2 separate regions of the Mus musculus genome follow, and region 1 is linked to region 2. Evidence: chromatin loops called from intact Hi-C (ENCODE). Cell type or tissue: left cerebral cortex. All regions are shown on one strand.

What was found. A loop is a pair of places that touch in the nucleus more often than their neighbours do. Peaks named below come from ENCODE experiments on the same cell type or tissue, not always from the same donor. Only the 100,000 strongest peaks of a DNase experiment are listed, where the experiment ranks them.
Region 1: it touches region 2 in a loop (2.8-fold over the local background); 3 of 42 quality-filtered maps call a loop at or near these places.

The regions. Positions count from the first base shown.
Region 1 is chr19:42,337,143-42,345,142 of GRCm38, forward strand. All of the region lies in intron 2 of Crtac1 (cartilage acidic protein 1), which reads right to left. Among named protein-coding and RNA genes, the nearest start is that of Gm41848, 56 kb to the right of the region's middle. In left cerebral cortex, CTCF peaks have their summits at 2,621 and 4,248 (motif pointing right); DNase peaks (open chromatin) are centred at 4,254 and 6,232.
Region 2 is chr19:42,425,010-42,433,009 of GRCm38, forward strand. It overlaps Crtac1 (cartilage acidic protein 1), which reads right to left and starts at 6,779. Exons shown (of 15, transcript NM_145123.5): 1 at 6,601-6,779. The coding sequence starts at 6,624. In left cerebral cortex, CTCF peaks have their summits at 4,595 (motif pointing left), 6,645 and 7,579; DNase peaks (open chromatin) are centred at 1,510, 4,593, 6,233, 6,846 and 1 more place; H3K4me3 peaks cover 2,522 bases; H3K27ac peaks cover 1,825 bases.

The DNA.
Region 1 (8,000 bases), 88 kb before region 2:
CTTCCTCGCCAGCCCCTAAAGATGCACTGCCCTTTCCAGCTGTGCCTGTGCCTTTGTCCAGCTGCGCCCCTGCTCCACGGGGAACACTCTCCCACCCTCCTGGCCCCATCCTGTGTGAAGTCAGCCCCACGTGCCAGGCTGGATGTGACCTTCTCTCTTCCGGGTATCCTGCAGTGTCTTGCCTTGGCTCGCTCTTGAGAGGGCAAAGGTGTCTGCATCACATCCCTGCCCTCATTAAGTGCATACTGCCAGAGTCCAAAAGGATGTGTGTCTCTGCCTGTGCTGTGCCTAGAGCATACTACGGCAGGTGCTCAGACACAGACCGCAAGAAGAAGGGCTTAGGGGAGAAGGGGTGGAGGGGTGGGGTGGGGATGAGAGGTGGAGGGTAAGGATGGAAGGGATGGTGTGTGTGGATGCAGGGGGAGAGGGTGAGTGGTGAGGGATAAGGGGGTGAGGAGTGGAGTGGAGTGGAGTGGAGTGGAGTGGAGTGGAGTGGAGTGGAGGGTCAGATAAGAAAGGATGGGTAAGAAGAGGAGAGGGAAGGGTACGGAGGATCAAGGTGTGTGTGTGTGTGTGTGTGTGTGTACACGCACGTGTGTGTGTCTGTGTGAGTGTGTGTGAGTGTGTCTGTGTGTGCATGCATGTGTGTATGCATATGCTTGTGTGCATGTGTGTATGCATGTGTCTGTGTGTGTGCACGCAAGTGTGTGTGTGTAAGCATGCATGTGTATGTCTGTGTGAGCATGCACATGTGTATCTGTGTGAGTGTATGCACATGCATGTGTGTCTGTATGTTTGTGTGTGTGTGTGTGTGTGTGTATGCATGTGTGCGATTAGTGAGGGTGCGTGCGCATGTGTGGGTGTGTGTGTGTATAAATTGTGTATAAATGAGAATATGCATTTGTTGGTAAGGGTGTGTGTAATATAGAGGTGAGGGTGTGAAGGTCTGTGTGCAGAGGTGAGCGGGTGAGAGATGAAGCAGGAAGGAGTACATCAGGAAGTTATCCTGAGCAGCCTTCAGAGAGCAGTTCCCACGCACACACTCTGCCAAGTGCTTCCAAATCCCACTGTATCCTCATGATAGGCCTGGGACGACCCCATTTTATAGATGTGAACACTAGAGTACAGAGGTGAAGTGACTTATCCACAGTTTCTCTGTGAGCCTGGGCAAAACATAGGGTCTTGTGTTTCCTTTCTCTGACGCTTGCTGGGAAGCACTGGGTATTTGTAGGAGTCCAAGGGGCTTTGAAAGCACAGCTAAATGGAGCCAGGGAACTGGGCAGGGCCCCATGTTCTTGAAAGCTAGTTATGGTGCCTAATATCAGAGTGTGCCAGCCATGGTTAGGCTATCACAGCCTTGGCAGTGCATCCCGACTATGGCTCAAGCTTGTCACTCAACTCCTCTAAGTTTTCAGCTTCCTCATCTGTAACTCACTGCCGCTCACACCTCGAAGGACCGCCGTGAGGCGTGTGAGAGTGTGTGTGACAACACTTGGTAAACTGTGAACAGTTACACAATCGCAAGCTCTCATCGTCATTGAAAAAAAAAATCACAACAAGCCCGAGGCGTGACCTTTTGCTCCCCAGCGATTGAGCAGTTAGTTTCTAAACAAGCTACCACTTCTTATCCACGGCCATCCCACCCTGGTTAGGAAGGTGGATTTCGTCATTGATTTCCCTGGTTAAACACATTTCTCAAAAGAGTTGTCCTCGTAAGCGGTCTCTGCTTTCCCGCCATGCATTTCCTTATCCCATCGAACCTTGGCCCAAAAAGTCACTCTAGTTGCCATCCTTGGCTTTAATGTGGCCAGATTGAGGGAGGCCCTGTCTGTCCTTATCAAGTTTGGCCTCTTGGCAGTGAGTGGCACTGTGGCCACTCCCAACTGCCCCCCACTCTCCCACAGGACAGCCCCACCCTCATTAGGCTTCATAACGCCCTGCCTTACTTTCTTCCCTCTCTGGCTTCCCCTCCTTTCCCCCCATGGTTGGGTCCCTTTTCCTATGCCTACCTTCTGACTGCTGGAGTCTCCAGGCTTGGATTTGGTTCTGTTGTCTTTTCTCTCTCCATTTTCTAGTTGGTCATATCCATTCCCATGACTGACAACCCCCTAAATTTATATCTCTTAGCCCAGGCTCAGACTCATATATCCGACTGCCTACCTGACATCTCCCCTCATGCGCCCGAGATGGAGCATGTCCAAAATGGAACTATTGATTGCTCCATTTCTCCCTCCCTCAAGTAGGCACCCAAGCACTAAAAACCAGGTGCTTGGCACCAGCCTCAGCCTCCCTCCCCTTCGTCTTCCCATCGAATCCATCAGCCCTTCTTGTCATATCTACCTCTAAAAATATCCTAGCTTTATTCTTTTCTTTCCTCCCCGACTGACTGCCACCATCTCTGGGGTGCCTCCTTTCTCTGTTTTCCTCATTTGCCCCACTGATCTAATCTCCATGTATGAGTCTTTTTTTTAACAAGTAAGCCAGATCGTGGCAGCTACCTCCCTGAAACTCTTGGGTGGATGCTGTGGTTTGAGTCTGATGTGTACCTCACAGGCCTGTGCGCCCAAACTCTTGGTCTCCAGCAGGTGGTGTTTTTTTAGGGGGTGCTGTGGGACCTTTTGGACAGGAGGTATGCTTGATGGAGGGGAGGGTGGGACTTTGAGGATTAACTAGGATCTCATTCTGGTCTTATTTTCTGCTTCCCGATCCACCAAAATGTGCACAAACCTTGGCCATTCCCTTCTTCTCCATGAAGCCACACCACTCTGCTGTTTCTGCCATGGCAGACTTCATCTCTGATACCATTGGCCAAGATAGAATTTTCCTCCCGCAGGATGCTTTTGTTAGGCAGTTCACCAGTGTTTGAGAAAGCTGCTGCTGGGTGGGTTTCACAGGGCCCTGCTTGGCCCCGCCCACTTTGCAGCCACCCACTTTGCTGGCTGACTCTCCCCAGTAGATTTCATTCTACTTCCTCCTGCTGTTCCCACAGCTGGCTCATCTCCTGTCTTAGGGTTCATCTTAAAAGGCAGCTCCCTAGAGAGATCGCCCATTTCTATCTCCCGAACCCTGCACCCTCTTTCCTACTGTGACCTGTTCTCTGTTTCCTGTTTCCCCCAGTGGGCCGTGAGAGTCAAGAGGCTTGGGACCTGCATACTTGCTTCACGTTCACCATCCAGTCCACACCATGTGTTCAACAAATCTTGTCAGAGTGAACAGAAGAGAAGGGGCTAGGTGCCTGATCATCTCTTGGCTGATCAAAAGGCACGCTGTGCACAGTCCCTTGGTTTGTCTTTTATCCTCCAATTTTGGTAGTTCCCCAGACATGTACAAACAGGGTCATAACAGAGAGGATGTGGACAGCTGATATCTGGGGTAGAGGTGAGAAAAAATTACTGATAGAGACAGAAGAGCTACATTGTTGTAGTTGTTGTTAATGGTGATCCATGTGTGTGTGGATCACCTACATGAGAGAATGTAATCACTAGGTAGTTACCATGTGCCAGGTACTAGGCTAAATAATTTACATGTGATATCTCTTTTCATAAAATAGAAAGCTTTTTAGACTTGGAAGCTATGTAACATAGCTATTTTGAGAATTAAGAACAAGAAACTTCTTTTTAAAAAGTAAATTATGAAAAATAATCTGCCCAACAAGAGAGAAAATAGAGAGAGAAGGAAGCAGGGGCCTGGGATGGCAGCACACACTCTCCATCTCAGCACTCAGGAATCAGAGGCAGGGGCATCCTTGTTAGTTTGAGGAAAGCCTCGTCTACAGAGTGAGCTTCAGGACAGCCAGGGCTACATAGAGAGACCTTGTCACAAAGGGGGGGGGGGGGCACAAATGGAGGCGGGAGGGAGAGAGGAGGGGAGAAGGGCATGTGCATACAGACAGGTTGAACACTAGAGACAGCCACAGACATACACACAGATGAAGGGGTGGGGCTCAGACCAACAGAGATGCATGGAAAGAGGAGCCGGTCAACCTGTAGACCAGGCTGATGGAAAGCATTAGTTGACTGTCACCTTGAGTGCATTTAGAGTTGCCATGGAAACAAGCTCCTGGGCATGCCTGTGAAGAAGTTTCTAGACTGGGTGATCTGAGGAGAGAAGATCCACCCTAACTGGTGGCGGTGGTGCCACCATTCTGGGGTGAGGCTCTGAACTGAAGGAAAAGGTGCAGCAGGCTTCCTCTCTCTCTGCTTCCTGACTTGGAAGCAGCTGCCCGAAGCGCCCACCTCATGGCTTCTCCACTAGGAGGCGCTGTGTTTAAACTGTGAGCCAGGCAACCTCTTCCGCAGGGTGTGCTTATTAAAGCGGTGATGGTGTTTAACAGTTTTCCTTATTATTTCATTTTACTTTATGTGTCTGAATGTTTTGCTTGTATGTACACATACCATGTGCATGCCTGGGGCTCAAGCAGGCCAGAAGAGGGCATCAGATCCTGTGGGACAGGATGCAGATGGTTGTGAGCCACCATATGGGTACCAGCAACTGAACCTGGGTCCCCTGCAAGAGCAGCAAGTTCACTTAAGCACTGAGCCATCTCTGCAGTTTCTCAAAGCAATGCTAAACGTAAGTAGTACAGCGTGTCTCCAGAGGCTGAGACGTTGCCACAGGGAAACAGTCCCATCTGGTGGGCTACTTTAGACAATTCCTGTAGAGTTGTTTTAAAGATATGTTGTATTTTCATAACTATGGGCATAAAATACATACTTTATTCTTGGTCACATTAATAAACACCCTCAGCTATAAGTTAAAAGAAGTGAGTTTCTAGTAAAAAGTGATTAGCTAGCCATTAGGTAAAATTAGTTGAAAGACAAACGTATAATTGGTCTAAAGCAATAATCAGCCAAAGAACAATATGTGGCCTCTTGGCTGCTTTTGTAAATAAAGTTTTATTGGAACACAAGTATGCAAAGTCATATATCACATATAGCTACCTTTGGCAAAAGACAGGATTGAGTAGTTGCAACAGGGACTGTATGGCCTAAAAGCTAAAAATACCATCTGGCTCTTGGCAGATCGAAACTGTCAACCTTCATCAAAAAAGGTTGTGAGCCATATATATTATCACATTTCACATACATAATATCTCAAATACATGATAACATGTATATTATATATCACATATGATGACATAGTGATATATAATACACACATATAACATAAGATTATACACACACACACACACATATATATGTATATATATGATAATATACTTTGAGTATGGGACTTTGTGATTTGCCTGAATAGTCAAAACACGGTAACAATGATGATGGGCCAGGTCCAGTCTCAGCCTTTCAGAGGCCCAGTGGTTTCCATCTGTCTCTGGGGGAAAGCTGGTTACCATGTAAGGAAAATCTGATATTCGTGAGACAATCAGGAGCTGCAGAAGTCAAATCAGCTCCATGGATGAGCAGTGAGGCACCAGGCGGTGAGCGAAGACCCCTCTGGCCCTCAGTCCAGTCTGTTGACACTGGAAGCAGCAGCATCCAGGTACCCAGGCATTCTGCACAACAGGAGAACCACCCCCCAGGTTCTAGACCACATTCCTGGTGCACAGAATGGAAGGAATCATAAATCATCTTTAAGCCACTAAGTTTTTGGAAAGAAATCAGATAACGATGAGCTATCACCTCAGATTTAAGGGAAAGAAAAATTCATCCCTGGAAAGTAGGAAAAAGGATTTCCCATGAGTCAGTGTAGTTCTCCAGGCGAGCCGCTTGAATTCACAACCGGCATGTCTGTCCAGTGGAAGTCTGGCTACAGTTGGCTTGTAGCTGGGTCTCAGAATATCTGACTGTGTTCCCAGAGCCCTCAGAGAAAAGTTAACAATGAACAAAGAGCCAGACAGGGAGGTGCATGCCTACGATCCCAGTATTTGGGAAACTGAGGCAGGAGGAACACAAGCTGGAAACAAATTAAAAACAAAACAAAACAAAACAAAACAAGAAAACCCGAATAGCCCCTGCTGTTCCTCACGGGGATTCCAGATATCACCATTTTTTGAGTCCTTGTTTTCTTTCTATCGTGTCACAGCTTGGATGTGAAAGATCTCTCATCAGCTCATGTGTTGGAGGATGTCATCCTGGGTTCATGGTGCTGTTTTTGGGAGGTCACGAAGTGTGATTAAGCTAGAAGCGAGTTTCTGGGGACAGGCCTTGAAGGCTGTGTCTGTTTCTCATTCTGGCCCAAGCTTTCTGAGTCACGGTCTGCCACATGAACAAGCTGTACCGCCAGCTCCCATTGCTGCCAGCTCCCATTGCCGCCAGCTCCCATTGCCACCAGCTCCCACTGCCGCAGCCCAGGCTTTCTCAGCCTCTGCATCTTCCTAACGGTGCTGGACCACACCGTCTGAAACTGTGAGCGAAAAGCAGCCTCTCTGCTCCGAAGCGTTTCTGTCAGGCATTTGACCACAGTTGATGCGAGAAGTAACTAATATACAGCTGTAACTAAATGTTTCCCACTTTCAATCCCATACCTTTGAGCACAGATTATCCAGATTATCTCTTTGGAAATGTACGTAACGATCTTTCTTCCTTTCCGCATGTTTAATTCATTGAAAGCCATTGAAGTTAAATAGGACCGGAAAACATATGGAAAGGCATTAAGACAGGAGATTCCCATGTTGCATTCCGGAATAGGATCTGTGTGCAGACCAAGGATTCTCTGTGAAAGAGTAGGGCTTTGGGAATGGGAGGTTCCTGGGTGGGATGAAGGGTCTGGGAAGGTATATTGCCTAGGCTTGAAAAGGGCATCCAGAAATAATGCAAGGCAGATTTAATCTTGATTTAAGATGAAGAAGACCTCACAAAGACAACGCTCACTGAAAACAGTAACTAAGATGAAGGAAAACCCTCACTTCTGTTCTGAAGAGTGGACGGTTTTCCAAGAAAGGGATGTTTGGAACTAAAAGGTAAGAATAATCTGCAGCTACAAGTGTCTGTGTTCTGTAAAAACTCCACGTGGAGTGACTGATGAACGACTCATTCCAAAAAGAGCTCTGTGCTCAGCGTGTGCTCAGCGCCCTTGGAATTTCCTGTATTTTGATGTGCACAGGAGCACTGGAAGGCAGAGACCCTCCCTGGCAGCTCTGTTTCTCACTGTTTCTAGGACAACGCTTGGACTGAGCAGGTGCCTGCTCCTGTTTGCTGATGCTGACGAGACGGTGGAGATGAACAAGACCATGACTATTCCTCAATGTATTTCCAGGAAAAGAGGGAGACATGGAAGCAGACATCGCAGAAACTGTCAAAGGAGGGATCCCAGGGCCAGGTGGAGGCTGTTAGTCAAGGTTCTTTGATTGTGTGCGACAAACACTTAAGCTGAACTAGCTGTGGAATTTCTTGGCACAGATTCCAAACTACAGGAATCACGCGGGTGTGGGCAACCTGCGGGAGAGTGGAGTGAGAGCTAGCCGCTGGGGACTGTGGGCCTTTGCCTTCTTTCCCCCCTCCCCGTCTTTCTGTTGGCTTCATTCTCTTGCACCATCCTTCTGTTCGAAGGGTTGAACGGTGACAGCATTTCAGCCTTGTACATGAACTCTAGCTTCACCCTCAATAGAAGGCACTTTCTTCTTCTCTTCTCTTTCTTTGTTTTTTTTTTGAGGAGGGCAGGATTTTTCTTATTATTTTATTCAGTATCAGTGTACGCATGTGATGTGTGAGCAGGGTGTGCACACACCACGATGTGCTGGTAGAGAGATCAAAGCACAATTTTCTTGGAATTCATTTTTTTTTTTTTGTTCCTCTTGCCTTGTTGAGGTAGGGGTCTTGCTTGTTTCTGCCATGCTGTGTATGCCAGAGTAACTGGCCCGTGAGCTTCCAGGTGATTCTCCTGTCTCTGCCTCCCATCTTGCTCTAGGCATGCTGGGATTAACAGATGCAAGCCACTGTAGGACAAACTTCAGAGATCTATGATTGGCTCAGCTGGTTTTGTACGGCAATGTCAGAGCCAGGAGATGGGAGCCTGTGATTGACAATTTTCAAATAGATGCTGTG
Region 2 (8,000 bases):
TCTGTGGGCCGAAGCAGGGTAAGGCTGCTCGAAGGGGTCACCAGAGAAGCTACTTGGGGTGGGGGAGGGGAGAGGAGAAGCAGCTGTGGATGGTGAAGAGAAAAGGAAACTCAGCCTAGCTTCAGGCTCACAGCTGACCATCGTCCTACTGAGTGGCCCTTGCATAGGATTCATGAGCCCTGCTAATTAGCAGGGTCCTGGAGATATACATGGCTCTGACACCAAAGGCTAGCTTCCAGAAGGAGCTGGAAGAGAAGTAGGCCTCCCCAAGTAAGGCCAGTTTGGAGATCCACCTTAATGCCAGAGGCCACCTCAGCCCCAGAAAGGCCACCTCTAATCCATATCCCGCCCCCCCCAACCATACACACACTTATTAGCACCCTTTGAGCGCCAAAGTCTCAGGTGCTGTCCTAGGTGCTGAATCTGTACAGGCGAGCAACTTGTGCTGTGTCTCCACCCCCAACACCATTGGCAGGGCAGCATCTCCTTGAAGACTCTTGTTTCTACCCTTGCAAAGGCCTCTTTGGATGAGAGGTGCAGGGCTGTGAAGTGTAACAGAAGCTGCTCTTTGAGGCCAGGGTGAAAGATGAGCTGACTTCAAAGAGAAGGGGTTCCACTATACGCAGTGGAAAGAGCCCACCCAGCTTAGGTGACTGCTTCCCTGAGACCTGGGGCTCACGGCTCCCAGTGCATCCAGGCAGGGGTCTAAGTAGTAAAACCTTATTCTCCAATGCAGGTAACCTTAGTCCTCCGAGGGAGCCTTAAGTGACTTCCTTCTCTAATCCTGACCACAAGGAGAGAACCACTCTCTCTAGCTGAATGCGGAGAACATCAAGTGGGGGCTGTGACCGCCGAGCCTACAGGAGCTTTGCAGCTGAGCTAGGAGGGAAAATCCAAGCGCTCAGGCCTGTGCCTTTCCTGGGAGCTTCAGTAAGATTTGCAGGACAAGGTGGCTCATTTAAGACAGGTGTGACAAAAGAAGCCAGGAGGCTCGGGCCAGAAACCCCACTGAAATCAATGCTCTAGCCAGAAGGAACCTGGCATAGGCAAGGAAAAAGACATCCCTATGGTCCCTCCTCTGGTCACCAGGACAGTCCCTTAGCTCAGCAGTGATTCCATGACCTTGTCAGAGTACTTGTGAGGTGCAAACAAAGATAAGAGTAACTGGAAACATCAGCGAGGGTCATTTTACACTCTCTGCACTCTCCATTCTTCTGTGGCTAATTAAAGCAATATGTCAAAACGTCCCTTGGAAGAGATCTTTAAGAATATGTCTGTTAAGTAAACAAGGTTTTACTAATTAGTACCGGCCTTCCCATCCCTCCCAGAACTTCCCTGTAGAACTTCCCGGTGCAGGCTGCTCCCCTCCTGCCCTGCCCCCAGCAGAAAGGGTGGCAGAGAAGTCACAATCTCTCCTGACTCAGAGAATGGGGACAAATCCAGTCGTCTGACATTTGTGCAGCTATCACTTTCGCCTCCGGATGTTGATCAGATTTCCTGGGCTGGAACCAACGCACACACGGGGCCAGGGGACTGGAATGTTTCCAAGAAGGGAGTGTTTTGTTTCACACAAAGTCCATCTGATTTCTTTCAAGGAATTTTTTTTCCTTTTTTCTTCTTTCTTGTTTTCTAGGTGTCTACACTTTTGAAAGGCAGATCTTAGGACTTTCCTCTATTGATAAAGATTCTGATACTTATCTTCTGTTAAGACGACCCCCTTCCACGAGCACACGAAAGGCAGTATAGGACTTGGGGAGTGACTGATCTAGTGTTACTGTGAGTCAGCACCAGAGAAACAGAACTTTTCAAACCCCCAAATTTGTAATAATAGCAGCATTAATAATAGTCTCCTTGTAATTTTCTAAGTGTTTCCACAGCTCATAATTATCCTTCACAACAACTTTGGGGGAGTTTGGGTAAACCAGCCTCAAAGGAGCAGATGTGAGTTCCAGACTAGCTCTGCTGTCTACTTGCTATTGGGTTCTGCCTGGTCATCTCTCCACTCTGGATCTCAGGGTCCTCGGCTATGAAACAGAGCTGATTGGAACATTCCCAAAATCTCTACCATCTGTAAAGCACTGCTAGGCCCCGATCCTGGTACCGTAGAGCCTTGGGGCCAGCTAATCAGTAGTGTTGGGGCTTCCCTGTGCACTAAAGGAAGGTTCAGCAACAACCTGGCCTCTCTCCCACCAGATGATGCTTGCAGTACCCTTCATTCCAACTGTGGCAATATATTATCTCTAGACCCTGCCAAAAGTCTGGGTGGTGTGAATTCAGTAATCTCTCCAGTCACTACTGCCTAGGGGCTGCAGTGGGATTGGAAACATAAGGAGCATGGGGGGGGACGGACAAAGGTCTTCTCATCCATCCTTTACTCTTTTTCTCTAGCCCTTCACACCTTCTTGTACATGTTTCAAACCCAATCTCACAGTCTTCTGCTACTTCTTATTTCTTAAACGCCCTAAGTGGTCCAGCGTGTGTTTGGTGTGATAATGAACCAATTGATTTCATACTTTCTCCTAAGGAGAGTTCACAGGTTTATGTCCCCTAAGCAACCAGCCAGACTCTTCAGAAATCCAGAGCAGAGTCCAGGCTGGCCTGGGAGCCTATCTGCAGCCTGCAGGAGGCTCGGTGAGCAAGGATTTGTCAGCACTCTTAAATCACTGGGCTCTGAGGAAGGCTTCTCCCAGCAGAAAGATCCTTCCTCAGGAATCAATAGCTCAGGGCCTTCCATCACATTCAAAATTATCCTGGGACCTGTAAAATTTCTTTTCCCCGAGCATGGCAGAACCCCAAAGTGAAAATCCAGCAGTGGGCCAGAGAGAGACCTGCCAGTCAGACTTTGCTCATCAGTCCTGATGCCACCATGACCAGAAGCTGATGTGCAAACCTCAACACTTGGCCTTAGCTGCAGAGGAAAAGATCCCACAGTGTTCCCAGTGATCCAGCACTAATAGCTCCTTCCAAATGACTAGCTCTTCGCATCGCACCTAAAGAGAAGAATCCCAAAGACCATCTTCCCCCATCTTTGCTCACCTACCCTCACAGGAAGATCCTATACTCTTCTTATACTGAATGTAATTATACTCCTCTGATCTTACGTAGAATCAGATCAAGACCGAGAAGTTAAATAGGCTGACGTGGATCTCAAACACAGTTCTCGGAATCGCACTTAAGGAAAGGAGCTATGGCTCTCTGGTGGCCTATATCCTCACCTCCCTTCTTTCTTATGGATGAAGACCCATCTTGTCAGTGAGACTGAAGAGCTGAACAATCTTGAGCATTTTCCTTGGCAATAAGCACCCACTGGGTGACCTTCAAGGGCAGGGGAGGATTTTACTTCTCAGAATTCCAGATTGGCACCAGGGTTCCTAATGAAGAAAGGCCACCAAATCTGCTAAAGTTCCAAGAAGAACCAACCCCAAGGAAGTGCATACGGTACGTAAAGAAACTGGGTGATAGTGGAAAACAGAGTTACCCATGGACCCACCAGACCAGCAGAACAGAAGGACATCAGAAATGAGAGCATCTTCTAGGTGCCCCAGATGCCAGAAGAGAAGGGATTGTTTGAGACCACAGCCTCTACTACGGTGACCTTGAGCTGAGAGCGGCAAGGATGAAGGACATCGGGGAAACACTCTTCGGGAATTTTTTTTAGTTCACCTGGGATCTGAGTTTGAGGGGGTCCCACCAGCAGAGGTGTGACTGCAGGACAGAGAGACTGTTCCAGCATGCCTTAGAGGATGTCTAGGCCTCGCCTTAGGTTCTAAGACTATCTGGTGAGGGCCTGCGCATTTCTGATTCCATTGCACGGAGTTGCACAGCTTTTGCCTAAAGATCATTTAGAGCAATAAGACAAGACAGTGGAGGGAGGAGAGAGGATAACTTGGAATTTTACAGCCCGTGTATGTTCATTATGAGAGCTTTATCTGCCCTTGTCTTCTTGCAAAGAAAATTTCCCTAAATTTACTAAAGCTATTAGTATACTCAAGTCTGGCCAGTCAGTAATTACCAGTGCCTACTGCGTAGAAACATATGTCCATTTTCACAGCACAGAAGAAGCAGGTCACTGGAGTGGAGAAAGCTCCAAACAGGGAACTGGGAATCCTGGGGCTTGGCCCCATCTCTTCTACCAAACAGCCATGTGACCTTGGGCAAGATACTACTTTTACTTCAGCTGAATTTTTTTGTAAATACATTGTACAGGGGAATGTTGGGAACGGGGTGAGGTGGACCAGATACTCCCCAGTGCTCCTCTCTTCTTTTTTCTAGTCTTAAATATTCTTAGGTTCCAAGAATTCAAAGAATACACAGATACCAAGCAAAAAAACAATGATCTCAGAGAGCAAGCGGGGCTATGTATCGGCTCTGCCTCCCCGGAATATTCTGCCATCCCACTGCTTCTGAAGTCCTAGGACCACCTGAAGTCACAGGACATGTGGTGGAAGGGTCCCAGTCCCAGTGTCCTCAATCACAATGGATGATTGTTGAGGGGTTGGTAGCCTGAGCTTTCTTAAAGCATTAAGTTACTATGGCCAGTGAAGGGTAAGAAACAAGTCACTAGTCCTGAGCTAGGTGGTTTTGGTGCCCCCTACTGGTCACCAAGGAGCCCGCTCCACCTCCAAGCTTCCACTGATTGGAAGGAGGCAGGAGAGCTTGAGGACCAACTCAGGTGGTCACAACCTGTTTAACAGAAGAATTTCCTGGTCGTTGGCCTAGTCTCTCTAAGAATCTGTGTTTCAGTCTCGGCATTACATAGGCCATTGGTCTACTCATTCACAGGGCTCCTCCATGCAACCATAGGATACCTTAACCAAACACCCTGGTGCCAAAGAATAAGCACCAGGGTTCAGAAGGCCAGGTGTAGTCCAGACAGAGAAAGGAAGACAGAGCAGCAAGCAGGTATATCACTGCACACATCCCTAATGGAAAGAAGGTCTTGGGAAATGCAGCAAGAAATGTTGACTGCAAGCAAACAGGGAATGGGGGTGGGGTGGGCATGGATTGGTAAACCCACACACACACACATAAAATCATTAGCCTAACGCAGGTATCCAAGGAGTTTGAACACATGCCCATTGGTAGGGTTGTACTACGGTGAATGGCTCAACCCCAACCCATCAGCTACAAGAGCAGAAGCCACCGGCAGCCTTCAACCTTCTCCAGAATCTATCAGCACCAACTGGAGACCAAAGTGTTCTAATCTAGTCCAGCACCAAGAACTAAACTCCCTTCCTTGCCTACCAAATTGACTTTAGAACCTGCCTCCAGAAGAGGCTTTTTAACCAAGACAGGAAAGAGAGAGGGGGAAAAAACGCCTCCTTGAAGACCATATTGGGCCAACTGTTCATATTCCCATTTTTCCACCCTCCACGTCTCTGTCTCAATACCCAAGTGTGAGGAACTGTTCAAGTCTCTGGATCTGCTTTAATTCAACGTGGGTACTTCCTGTCCCAAGTTATCATGGTTTCAAATCTCCCCTGATAGCTTTTCCCCAGGAGTTCTTCCCAGGTTCAACACAGCATCAAACCGCTGTCCTCTACTCTGGGAACCTTCTTGCTTTCTTTTCCAACTGGCTTCATTTTTCGAAGTCTTGCACCCATCCCAGAAGGTACCTCAAGTGCAACTCATGAACGCTTCCAGGAGGACGGATGAGATGTACAGATGTCACGGTAGGTGAACCCACCCAATAGCAATAGTAATCATTAGTCATTCAAGAAGGAACCCCCCACCCCCACCCCTAGGGAGGCTCCCATCCCAGCTGGGATGACTTTGGATTCTTTAGTTGGTTTCTGCAGAAGCGGGACTAACCAGGGCTCCCAACTACTGTACTGCAAAAGAATCACGCTGCATTGCTGGGCATGCCCCCAAGCCTGCCTGCTGCCCCACCAAAACCTTTATCTGATTCCATAAGATCAAGGGGGGGGGGGACCCCATGGTTCCCCTAGAATGCCAGAAAAGAGCTTGCCTGAAACATCCTTAGCTAGAAAGCCAGACCACACCTCGGTCCAGCAAAAGGCGGCTGGCAGCTACGCTGTGTACCGGGCTGGCTCCGGGAGCACTCTGCCACTCAGCGCTGTGCAAGGGGAGACAGCTCGGCTTCCCGGGAGAAGAGCTATGCCCCGGGGGATCTTCCCCAACCTGGAAGCGTTGGCAGTCGGCCGAGGATGGTAGCTTAGTCGTCCCCAAACTGAGCCCGCCAGCTGGGTGACTCCCCGGGTACCCTCAGCACAGCCTTCACCTGCTCCGCCCCCTACTAGCCCCATTGCCCCCTTCTCAAACCGCTGACCTCCATCCTCTGTGCCACTAACACGTTCTCTGCCAACTGTGGGCTGTCACCCCCACACCTCGGCTCCCATCTCTTCCACCACCTCCAGCCTGGCGCCCGCCTTGCCCCCAGCCCGCGGGGAGGATCTGCGCGCCAATAGAGTCCAGCGCCTCTTGGCAAGTTGGGAGCAGCGTCGCCGCCTTCGCAGTCCCGATCTTCCCAGGTCCCCAGCTGCATCCCCGCCACCCCTGGGGGCGTGCGGGGAGGGGTGCGCTAGGCTGGCGAAACTTTCTCCGCCGGAAGGGGTGGGGGCTCCAGGAGCGGATACTCACGCCCGGGTCAGCGCTCGGAGCCATCCTCTGGCTCTCTCAGCCCCACCGCTTGGGGGCGTCGGAGCGCGGGCGCTCGATGCTGCCTCTGCCGCTGGCGCCGCCGCCTTGCAGCGCCCAGCCCTGGTCCCGGGCTGGCCTCGAGCCTCCCGCCCCGACGCCGCGCGCTCGCTTTATACAACTCCACTCGAGCGCGCCCGGGCTTATGTAAAGGCTGGCGGAGGCCCGCAGCCAATGGCGCGGCAGCTGGAGCCGGGGCCCAAGCTTGGGGGGCGCACGCGCGGCCAATCGCGGCCCGGGGAGCCCGAGGAGCCGGGTGGGGGAAGGGGCGCCTCCCCGCGCTGATTTAGGAGCCGGGATTGCGGTGGCAGCAGCCGGCAGCCAGGCTGGCCCGGCGCGGCGGGCATTGGGGTGGGCGGCGGCGCGGGCGGCGGCGAGGGCGGGTGCCCCCCGTGCTCTGCCGCGCCCCGCCGCCGCGCCGCGTAACCTTCAGGAGGCAGCGGGGCCTGGCGAGTGGGGAGAGGGCGCCTTGAGGGACGCTGGGGACCGGGCGGGCGGGAAGCGGATGTCCCCGGGGGGGGGGGGAGCGCGGGGAAGGCAGTGCAAGGGGGGGAAGGGAGGCCGGCGAGCCCCAGGACCCCGCAGCCACGCGGAGCGCAGGGCGGGGGGTAGCGGCCGCGCTGCTGTCTTTCTGCCTCCCAGATAGCGATCTGGCGGCTCCCAGGCCCGGCCAGAGCGGCCGCGCGAGCCACGCCGATGGCGAGATTTCTCGCTGGGGAGCGAGCTCCGAGTCGATCTTTATCCAGCCTAGGGACGTGTCCGAGCGCCTCCGGGGGACTGCTCAGTATGGGGAACAGAGCTTCACCACGGTCCCAGAGGGCGGGGAGCAGGCGAGCGCAGCTCGGCGGTCAGGCGCGGCGGCCCAGGCAACTGCGGGCAGAGTCTGCTTTCCCACATCCGCGCCCTCCGCCCCCGCAGGCAGAGTCCTCACCGTACCTAGCCCCCTCTCCAGCAACACCCACCAGGGCTGAGCCTGGCCCACCTGCTCAGGGCGTCTGCATCTTTTGCCCACACGGAGTACTACCGCTTGCTCTTTCTCCGTTGTCACCAGCTGGCACAGCTGGGTGCAATGGCTTTGGTCTCTCTGGCCCAAGGGTAGTGGTGGGAGAGCAACTAACATGGAGATGACTTCGTTAGTAGCTCCCCATATACCTGTGTTTGGGGCAGGTAACTTGCTAAGGTCCACATCAATGGACCTTTTGCATCTACAATAGAACCAGGCTTATAATAGGTGCTCAGCAAGTAGTGAATTTTGACCTTTCATGAATAAGACCGGTGGATTTCTGAAAGCCAGACCCGAGGCCTCGGAGAAGGATATGGGACTCTTTGCTCAGCTCCAAAGG